Regions from separate parts of the Homo sapiens genome. Here region 1 is linked to region 2. A link is a loop called in an ENCODE intact Hi-C map of the cell type or tissue named here. Cell type or tissue: PC-3. All regions are shown on one strand. Links, peaks and the distances in the headings refer to the core of each region. The heading gives the core; the rest is flanking DNA. Region 1 has its middle 110 kb from the start of ZXDA. Region 2 overlaps ZXDB (zinc finger X-linked duplicated B).

Evidence for each region. Hi-C counts contacts between places; a loop is a spot of excess contacts. Peaks named below come from ENCODE experiments on the same cell type or tissue, not always from the same donor. Only the 100,000 strongest peaks of a DNase experiment are listed, where the experiment ranks them.
Region 1: a loop joins it to region 2, with 4 times the contacts of the local background. A loop is called at or near these places in 9 of 110 quality-filtered maps.

The regions. Positions count from the first base shown.
Region 1 is chrX:57,799,578-57,804,969 of GRCh38, forward strand. No RefSeq gene overlaps it. Among named protein-coding and RNA genes, the nearest start is that of ZXDA, 110 kb to the right of the region's middle. In PC-3, for the core only: no CTCF peak of the experiment used is centred there; no DNase peak of the experiment used is centred there.
Region 2 is chrX:57,593,183-57,598,574 of GRCh38, forward strand. It overlaps ZXDB (zinc finger X-linked duplicated B), which reads left to right. Exons shown (of 1, transcript NM_007157.4): 1 at 1-4,295. The coding sequence ends at 1,278. Among named protein-coding and RNA genes, the nearest start is that of ZXDB, 3.9 kb to the left of the region's middle. In PC-3, for the core only: no CTCF peak of the experiment used is centred there; a DNase peak (open chromatin) is centred at 2,339; H3K4me3 peaks cover 3,471 bases; H3K27ac peaks cover 2,320 bases.

The DNA of each region.
Region 1 (5,392 bases), core at 138-5,137, 210 kb after region 2:
GTTTTTAACTGAACCCTAGACCGAATGGACCTAATAGACACTAACAGAACACTCTACAAAACAACTTCAGAATATACATTTATTTCCTCTGCACACTGAACATTCTCCAGAATTTACTATATGCTTGGCAATAAAGCAAGTCTCAATACATTCAGACATCAAAATTATATGAAGTGTCTGCTCATACCACAGTAGAATAAAATTAGAAATCAATACCAAGAAGAACTCAAAATTACACAAGTACATAGAAACTAAACAACATGCTCTGGAACAACTTTTGGATAAACTGTAAAATAAAGGCAGAAACCATAAAATGTTTTAAAACAAATGAAACATAGCAACAAGCAGAAACACAGCATACCAAAACTACTGGAATACAGCAGAAACAGCTAAGAGAAAAATTAATATCATTAAATGCCTACATTGAAAACTAGAAAGATTTTAAATTAAGAATCTAATATCAAAACTCAAGGAACTAGAAACACAAGGACAACCTAACCCGAACACTAGCAGAAGAAACCTCAAAGGTGGCAGAATAACAAAGATCAGATCACAATTAAAGGTCAGGAAACAACAGGTGCTGGAGAGGATGTGGAGAAATAGGAACACTTTTACACTGTTGGTGGGACTGTAAACTAGTTCAACCATTGTGGAAGTCAGTGTGGCGATTCCTCAGGGATCTAGAACTAGAAATACCATTTGACCCAGCCATCCCATTACTGGGTATATACCCAAAGGATTATAAATCATGCTGCTATAAAGACACATGCACACGTATGTTTATTGCAGCACTATTCACAATAGCAAAGACTTGGAACCAACCCAAATGTCCAACAATGATAGACTGGATTAAGAAAATGTGGCACATATACACCATGGAATACTATGCAGCCATAAAAAATGATGAGTTCATGTCCTTTGTAGGGACATGGATGAAGCTGGAAACCATCATTCTCAGCAAACTATCACAAGGACAAAAAACCAAACACCGCATGTTCTCACTCATAGGTGGGAATTGAACAATGAGAACACATGGACACAGGAAGAGGAACATCACACTCTGGGGACTGTTGTGGGGTGGGGGGAGGGGGAGGGATAGCATTAGGAGATATACCTAATGTTAAATGACGAGTTAATGGGTGCAGCACACCAACATGGCACAGGTATATGTAAGAAACCTGCACATTGTGCACATGTACCCTAAAACTTAAAGTGTAATAATAATAAAATAAATAAATAAATAAATAAATAATAAATAAATAAATAAAGAATTGCCAGTGATAACAAGAATGAAGTCATCAGTAAACCTACAGAAACATGCAATAATACTTTTATAATCTCTTCTCCTCAGTATAAAAGTAATATAACTTCTAAAGTGGTAAGTTTTTTTTACAATAAGCATGCATTCATATATTACTTTCATAATAAAAAGACTATAAAAATGCAAATAAAAAAGATTGAGACAATGATAAAAAGTATCAATAAAACAAAAGTTGGCCCTTTGAAGAGATAAAATTGACAGACCATTACCTAGACTAACCACGAAAAAAGGGAAAAATTTAAATTAGCACAATAAAAAAAATGAGCGTGGCATTACAACTGGTACAACAGAAATACAAAAGATTGCCAGAGACTATTGTGAACACCTCTATGTACACAAAGTACAAAACCTAGAGGAAATAAATGAATTTCTGGAAACCTCTCAAGAGTAAACTAAGAAGAAATATGAATCCTGAACAGACTAATAATGAGTAATACAGTAGAATCAGCAATAAAATATCCTTCTCCAACAACAACAGAAAACCCAGGACCAGGTGGAGTCACAGGCAAATTTTACCACATGTATAAAAAACATTGTATCAATCTTACTGAAACTATCCAAAAAAATCAAGGAAAAGGAATTCCTCCCTAATTCATTCTATGAAACCAGTATCACTCTGATAATCATGCAAAGATACAACAACAACAACAACAAAAAAAAACTACAGGCCAGTATCCCTGATGAACTTAAATACAAAAATCCTCAGGAAAATACTAGCAAACCACATCCAGCTGCACATAAAGAAGATAATAAATTATGATTAAGTGGATTCTATTCTAGGATGAAAGGATGGTTCCACATACACAAATAAATAAATGAGATTCACCTCAAACAGAATTAAAACCAAAAACCATAAGATCATCTTAATAGATGCAGAAAAAGCTTTTGATAAAATTAAACATCCCTTCATGATAAATAACCTCAACAAGCTAGGCATCAAAGGAACATACCTCAAAATAATGAGAGCCATATATGATAAACAGCTAAAACAGCATAGTATTGGCACAAAAATGGACACATAGATCAATGGAATAAAATAAAAAATATAGAAATTAAGCCACATAGCTATAACCAACTGATTCTCAACTAAGTAACAAAAATAAACAATGGGGAAAGGACATTCTAGTGAATAAATGATGCTGAAAAAAAATGGACAGCCATATGCAGAAAAATGGAACTGAACATTGTGAAAGGAAATTAACTTGGGCCCCCAAAATCACTAAGGAAAACTTAAGCTGGAAACTGCTCCGGGAAAACCTGCCTCCCATTCTATTCAAAGTTATCCCTCTGTTACTGAGATAGATGCATATCTGATTACCACCTTTGGAAATGCTAATCAGAAACTCAAAAAATGCAACCATTTGTTTTTCACCTGTGTGAGCTGGAAGCTCCCTCCCCACTTCGAGTATTCCTGCTTTTGCTTCAAGTTGTCCTGCCTTTCCAGACTGAACCAATGTACTTCTGATATGGTTTGGCTGTGTCCCCATGCAAATCTCAAATTGAATTGTGTCTCCCAGAATCTCCACCTGTTCTGGGAGGGACCCAGGAGGAGATAATTGAATCACAGGGGCCAGTCTTTCCCTTACCATTCTCATGATAGTGAATAAGTCTCACAAGATCTGATGGGTTTATCAGGGATTTCTGCTTTTACTTCTTCCTCATTTTTTCTTGCAGCCACCATGTAAGAAGTGTCTTTCACCTCCCACCATGATTCTGAGACCTCCCCAGCCATGTGAAACTGTAAGTCCAATTCAACCTCTTTTTCTTCCCAGACTTAGATATGTCTTTATCAGCAGTGTGAAAATAGACTAATACAGTAAATTGGTACCAGTAGAGGGGGGAATTGCTGAAAAGATAACCAAAAATGTGGACGTGACTTTGGAACTGGGTAACAGGTAGAGGTTGGAAGTTTGGAGAGCTCAGAAGACAGGAAAATGTGGTAAAGTTTGGAACTTCCTAAAGGCTTGTTGAATGGTTTTACCCAAAATGCTGATAGCAATATGGAAAATAAGATCCAGGCTCAGGTGGTCTCAGGTGGAGATGAGGAACTTGTTGGGAACCAGAGCAAAGGTGAGTCTTGTTATGTTTTAGCAAAGAGATTGGTGGCATTTTGCCCCTGCCTTAGAGATTTGTGGAACTTTGAACTTGAGAAAGATGATTTAGAGTATCTGGTGGAAGAAATTCAGCAGCAAAGCATGCAAGAGGTGAATTGGGATATTAAAGGCATTCAGTTTTAAAAGGGAAACAGCATAAAAGGTCAGAAAATTTGCAGGCTGAATATGATATAGAAAAGAAAAACTCATTTTCTGGGAAGAAATTCATGCCCACTGCAGAAATCTACATAAGTAGCAAGAAGCTTAATGATAATTCCCAAGACAATGGGGAAAATGTCTCCAAGGCATGTCAGAGGTCTTCACAGCAGCCCCTCCCATCACAGACCCCAAGGTCCAGGAGGAAAAAGTGGTTTGTGGGCCAGGCCCAGGGTCCCTGTGCTGCATACAGCCTAGGGAGTTGGTGCCCTGTGTCCCAGCTACTGCAGCCATGGCTGACAGAGGGTAATGTAGAGCTCAGGCTGTGGCTTCAGAGGGTGGAGGCTCCAAGCCTTGGCAGCTTCCACATGGTGTTAAGCCTGCAGATGCACAGAAGTCAGGAATTGAGGTATGGGAATCTCCACCTAGATTTCAGATGTATGGAAACATCTGGATGCCCAGGCAAAAGTTTGCTGCAGGGAAGGGGCTCTCATGGAAAACCTCTGCTAGGGTAGTGTGGAAGGAAAAATTGCACATTCTAAAATATTTGAAGAGATTTATTCTGAGCCAAATATGAGTGTTCAAGGCCTGTGACACAGCCCTCAGTTGGTCCTTAGAACATGTGACCAAGGTAGTTTGGGGTGCAGCTTGGGTTTATACATTTTAGGAAAATTTGAGACTTCAATCATATACATTTATGAAATACATTGGTTCAGTACAGAAAGGTGGGACAACTTGAAGCAGAGGCTTTCAGTGTACAGGTAGACTTAAAAGTTTTTGGAATGAAAATAGGTTGAATTTGTTTAAAGACCTGGTATCAACAGAAAGGAAACGTCTGAGTTGTGATAAGAGGGTGTGTAGAAGAAAATTTTATCATGCAGATGAAGCCTCCAGGTAGCAGCTTTCAAAGAGAACAGATTGTAAATGCTACTTATCAGACTTAAGGTCTGTGTTGATGTTAATATAGGAGAGAGATAATGAAGCATGTCTGAGCCCCAGTTCTCATCTTGAACTAAACCAATCTTTCAGGTTAAATTTTAAGAGTTCACTGGCTGAAAAGGAAGCTTATTCAGAAGGTTGGGGGGTGGGACTCAGAATTTTATTTTTGGTTTAAAATATGATCTTATTTCTTTTTTATGGCTGCATAACATTCTATGGCTTTTATGTACCACATTTTCTTTATCCAGTCTGCATTTATGGGCATTTAGTTTGATTCCATGTCTTTGCTATTCAAAGTGCCTATTTTTAAAAAGTCAAAAAACAACAGATGTTGGCAAGGATGCAGGAAAAACAGCATGCTTATACACTGTTGGTGGGAATTTAAATTATGTCAACCTCTTTGGAAAACTATGGAGATTTCTTAAAACACTTAAAATAGAACTGCAATTTGACCCAACAATCCCACTACATGGCATGATCACACAGAAAAAAGTCATTATATAGAAAAGAAACCTGCACTCATATGTTCACCGCTGTGATACAGACCCAATGACTGGAGAAACAGCAGGGTCCTTTTTCACTTTTTTTCTTTTTTTTAATTATAATACTTTAAGTGTGAACAACGTGCAGGTTTGTTACACGTGCTTTGTTGGTGTGCTGCACCCATTAACTCATCATTTACATTAGGTATTCCTCTTAATGCTGTCACCCCTTGATCCCCCTACACCACGAGAGGCCCCAGTGTGTGATGTTCCCCTTCCTGTGTCCAAGTGTTCCCATTGTTCAGTTCCCACCTATGAGTGAGAACTTGCAGTGTTTGGTTTTCTGTCCTTGAAATACTTTGTTCACAATGATGGTTTCCAGCTTCATCCATGTCCCTAAA
Region 2 (5,392 bases), core at 328-5,327:
CTCAGCGCCCACCAGCGCAGCCACTTCGAACCGGAGAGGCCTTACCAGTGCGCGTTTTCTGGCTGCAAGAAGACATTTATCACAGTGAGTGCTCTGTTTTCCCATAACCGCGCCCATTTCAGGGAACAGGAACTGTTTTCCTGCTCTTTTCCTGGCTGCAGCAAACAATATGACAAGGCTTGTAGGCTGAAAATTCACCTGCGGAGTCACACCGGCGAGAGACCTTTCCTTTGTGACTTTGATGGCTGTGGCTGGAACTTCACTAGCATGTCCAAACTCTTAAGGCACAAAAGAAAGCACGACGATGACCGGAGGTTCATGTGCCCTGTGGAAGGCTGTGGGAAATCTTTCACGAGGGCGGAACATCTGAAAGGCCACAGCATAACCCACCTGGGCACAAAGCCTTTCGTGTGTCCTGTGGCAGGCTGCTGTGCCAGGTTCTCTGCTCGCAGTAGCCTCTACATTCACTCCAAGAAACACCTGCAGGATGTGGACACTTGGAAAAGCCGTTGCCCGATCTCCTCTTGTAATAAACTCTTCACATCCAAGCACAGCATGAAGACGCACATGGTTAAAAGGCATAAGGTGGGCCAGGATCTCTTAGCTCAGCTAGAAGCAGCAAATTCTCTCACACCCAGCAGTGAACTTACCAGCCAGAGACAGAATGATCTCAGTGATGCAGAGATAGTGTCTCTCTTCTCTGATGTACCTGACAGTACTTCTGCTGCATTGCTGGACACAGCATTGGTGAACTCTGGAATCTTGACTATTGATGTGGCTTCTGTGAGCTCGACTCTGGCAGGGCACCTCCCTGCTAATAATAATAATTCCGTAGGGCAGGCTGTGGACCCTCCGTCCTTGATGGCCACCAGCGACCCTCCTCAAAGTCTGGATACCTCTCTCTTTTTTGGAACGGCGGCCACTGGTTTTCAGCAGAGCTCCTTAAATATGGATGAGGTCTCAAGTGTAAGTGTGGGGCCATTGGGATCTCTGGACTCTTTGGCCATGAAAAACTCCAGTCCAGAGCCTCAGGCTTTGACACCCAGCAGTAAGCTAACAGTGGACACAGATGCTCTGACTCCTTCGAGCACCCTTTGTGAAAACAGTGTCTCAGAACTACTGACACCAACCAAAGCGGAGTGGAACGTACATCCTGACTCTGACTTCTTTGGACAGGAGGGAGAAACCCAGTTTGGATTCCCCAATGCAGCAGGAAACCATGGTTCTCAGAAAGAAACAGATCTTATCACTGTGACTGGCAGCTCATTTTTGGTATGAACCAACTCTATTCATTCCTCATCATGTGGCTTACTTTTATTACAGTCAATTTTGAGGATATTCTGGACTAAATATTTAAGTGCAGTCATTTCTTTTTGGTTTGCAAAAAGAGCACAGCCCTGGACTACAAGTTTGGAGATTTAAATTCTGATCTTGAGTTTGGAACTGACAAGTTGTGTGACCCTGAGCAAGTCAGTTAACCTATCTGAGCCTTAATTTCCTTATTTATAAATTGAGGTGGTTTGAATAGATTGCTTTTAAGGTCTTTCTGCTCTGTGATTCCTTGATAATACATTTCTTTCCTTGAAAAATATGAGGACGTTTTTCAGTGATGTGGCATGCGTTTTTTTTTAACTGCCCCCCCAGCCCTGACATGTTCTTTTTTTGGCAAACATACATAATGTTACATCATACTATGATGAACATCCATGTACTTTTCACTCAATTTCAGCAATTATGAATCCATGAACAATCTTTTTTAACTTAGCCTCACTCACTCCCCATGTTCTAGTATTATTTTGTAACAAATAGCAGACATCTGATCATTTTATCCATAAATATTCTTTATATATCTCTGAAAGCTATGGGATGATATGGAAAAAAATGATAATTCCATTATCGCAAGTGATATTTACAGTAATTCTTTAATATCAGTAAATATCCAGTGAGGGTTCAAACTTCCAATTGCCTCATAAATGCTACTTGTTTTATTATTTTTAATTAGTAGAATCCCGTAAATCTCCTAAGTGTCTTCTTAATCCGTATGTTTCCCTTTCATCTTTCTTTTTTTCCTTGCGATTTTGTTTATGAAATGAGGTTGTTTCACATGTAGCATTTGCCACAATTTAAGTTTTGCTAATTGCATCCCTATGGTAATGTTTGCTTTCCTCTATCCTCTGTTTCTTTAATTTGCTAGTTATGTCTAGAGACTTGATGAGATTGAAACATGGCTTTTGGCATGAATGTTTCATAGGTTATGTTGTGTTCATTTAGTAGGTGGCGCATAATCTGTGGTTTTCTCTCTTTTTGTGGTATTAGCAGCTGCTGCAGATAAATGCATTAATTCATGATGCTTCTGATATGATGAGTCATCTTTGTAGAGTTACTAAGCATTAGCAAAGGAGGAAATGCTATGTAATAGAAATATTATTCAATGCCAAAATATTTTCTTAAATAGTCATAGAACTAACAAGAAAAAATAGATAGCAAAAAAATGTGTTGGCTGTTCTCACTGTTTATCTTCCTAACTTCTTTTGATGATGGAAGGCAGTTTTGTGGAAATTGCCAGCCAGGACTTTGACATGAAACAGACCCAGGGCTAAATTTTGGCTCTGTGGTGTTGGATAAGTGGCCTTGAATAAATTAGTTATTAAGCTTCAGTTTTCTAGCTTTTAACTGATTATAACAATGCACACACATACCTGACACACTGTTAAATTTTCTTCTCTTCCTGTTTCTTATGTTAAGGAAAGATACTCTGTGTTTTGGCATATGTTGGTGAATTTGTACCATTTTTATCCTCTCAGTCCTTCCTTTTATAAGACAATAATTGGAGTAGTTTAATCTTATTCATGTGCAGATAAAAGAGGTTTATGAAGTTTAGGGTGAAGTAGGCAAGGGAATCTGTTTACTCCCTCTTCCCTCTACTGAATAATTTTCCCTCTACTGAATAATTTTCCCTCTAAGAATTGCTGTGGGTAATACCAGGAGTGGGGACATTGCCCACATGCATAAGAGCGTATCTCTCCATTCGATCAGTTTGTCACCATCTTTGCTCTGTTTTGAAAGTCAGGCTTCTCTGTGACTGTGAAGCCTGCTGTTCCCTGAAAATCTGATAATGGAGCAGTGGAGGTTTTTTTCTTTCTGTGCTCTGTAGATCTCATTGTTTGCACTTGTAATTTCCCAGAGTTGAAAGGAAAGATTGAACTGGAATATTGTGTAAACTATCTGTCTTACATTAGTGTAGCATTTTGCAATTTGGGGAACATCTTCACAATTTGTGTCTCGTTGTTCAGAACAACCCTGTGAAGTAGTTTTGGCAATGTCTGTGTTACATTTCATGTAATTTAGCCAACTCCCATTCCAACTAGGCTTTGGCTAAATCTGACAATTTTATATATAGCTTAAAACAAAGAATATACATTCTTTTCACCCCTCCCAGTCTACCCATCCAGCCTTCATGATTCATTCCTGTGTCAAGGTTAGTCGCTGTTTTCCATTTGAATTGGTTTCTTTTATGGTCAGTTTACTTTCTTCCCTCTCCCCTCCCTTTCCTGCACATCCCCATCCTTGCTATGCCTTTCTGTCCTCTTTTATAATGGATATATCTTTTTCCTGCCATTATCCCTCAGACATTCTCCTCATGGCACATTTTCTTCAAATGCTAACATTTACTGAGTGTACATTGAAGTTCTGTGCATACAGGAAGAAGTTATTTTCTGAGCTTAGATAATACTATGTGTATATGTGATTAAAATGAAGATTATTTTCTAAAGCCTTCAAATTAGAAGTGGATTTCTGTTTCATTACTTCCGTTTTAAAAGTTTTTGCCAGAGAGTTTTGCTAAATACTCTCTTATTTGCTCTAGTGTACTAGTCCAGTAGTGTTTGCATGTGGATGTCTGTGGATGACAGTTATTGTAGCACTTTGGCAGTGCACTAAAATTTTGCCACTATGAAATGTTTCTTTATTGTGTGTGCGTGTGTGTTTTGAAATACGCACACAGCCACACCCACATATATATTAAAAGTGGTTGTATTCATTTAGTGAAAAACAAAAAGTAGATGTACTTCTGTAAATCAGATAAATGCTTGGAATTTGATTGTCTACCCAATCAACAGTTTTCCCTCTTTGCTCTGGAAATATTTGTACTCATATAGCATATTTCAAAAATGTTGTCATTCATTAAGGCCTCTTAAATAGACCACTATTTTTTGTGTCTGGCAGATGAGTATGTCAAGGATTGAGATGAACACATAAGTCTTGGAAATTAAATAAATTTATAAACATAAAGATAATTTAATGCTGTGACTTCATTTTTTAAATTCTTTAAACCAACTTTCTCCCAATAAAAAATTATAAACTATGTCTTTTCCTACTTACTCCTGGAATTTTCAAAGGAAAATTTTACGTTCTCAAAGGGAACAGCTTTTATTTGTCCATGGGCTCACAAAGTTTCACTGAACAAATTTGTTCAAATGATTTCTCTTTCAACATCATTTTCTAGCAAAATCATGGAGAACAGCTTTACACTTTCAAGGTAATAGGTATAATTCTGTTGGTGGTGACAAGCTGCACTTAACTAGTCTGAAAAAAGTTGCCATCACTCCTTTTAAATAATGGTACTTGTTTTAATTTCATCCTGTTTCCTTTCTGCTTCTCCTCAGGCATTGACTTATTAAAACTTCTCGTCAATTGCAAACACAGTAACATAATGGCTTAAAAAGAATTATGTTTCTAGGGGCTCCATTGATCATGTTGGTCATAAGCTAAAAATACACTGACATTTGTATTTTTTACCAATTAGTATAATTAATACAACAAAATGCTTGAGTAGTAGTCGAGAAACATGGATAGACTATGAAGTTTGTCTCTGTGACCTACATTGTTCATGTTCATGTCCAGGAAACATATAAGAAAGCAATTTGTAAGCTGGAGATTATACTGTATATATTCCAAATTAACAAATATTTACTGAGCGTCATTGTGAAGATTACACCATAACATATTGAAGGGTCTGTGAGAGGAGTACTATATAACCCTGACCTTTAAAGAGATCGCCATTGATGGGAGGAGATAGAAAAATAATATATTAAACTATTGAAGAACAAAAACGGAAAAATGTTTACTTTGGCACCAAATGAAAATGATTAAGAGGTTAACAAAAAAAAAGCAGTAAGAATAATGAGACATTTATTCTGGGCACAGAGAAGAGCCACCAAATATGTTTTAATAGAGGAGTCAGACAATGAAAATTATGTTTTAGAAAAGTTAATGTCATGCAAGTGTACAATGTGGATTAGATGGGAAAGACCGGAATAGGAAAATCAGTGAGAAAGCTTTTGCAGCAATCAAGGTGTGATATGAAGGATGAAGCCAGGACTAGGATGGTGTC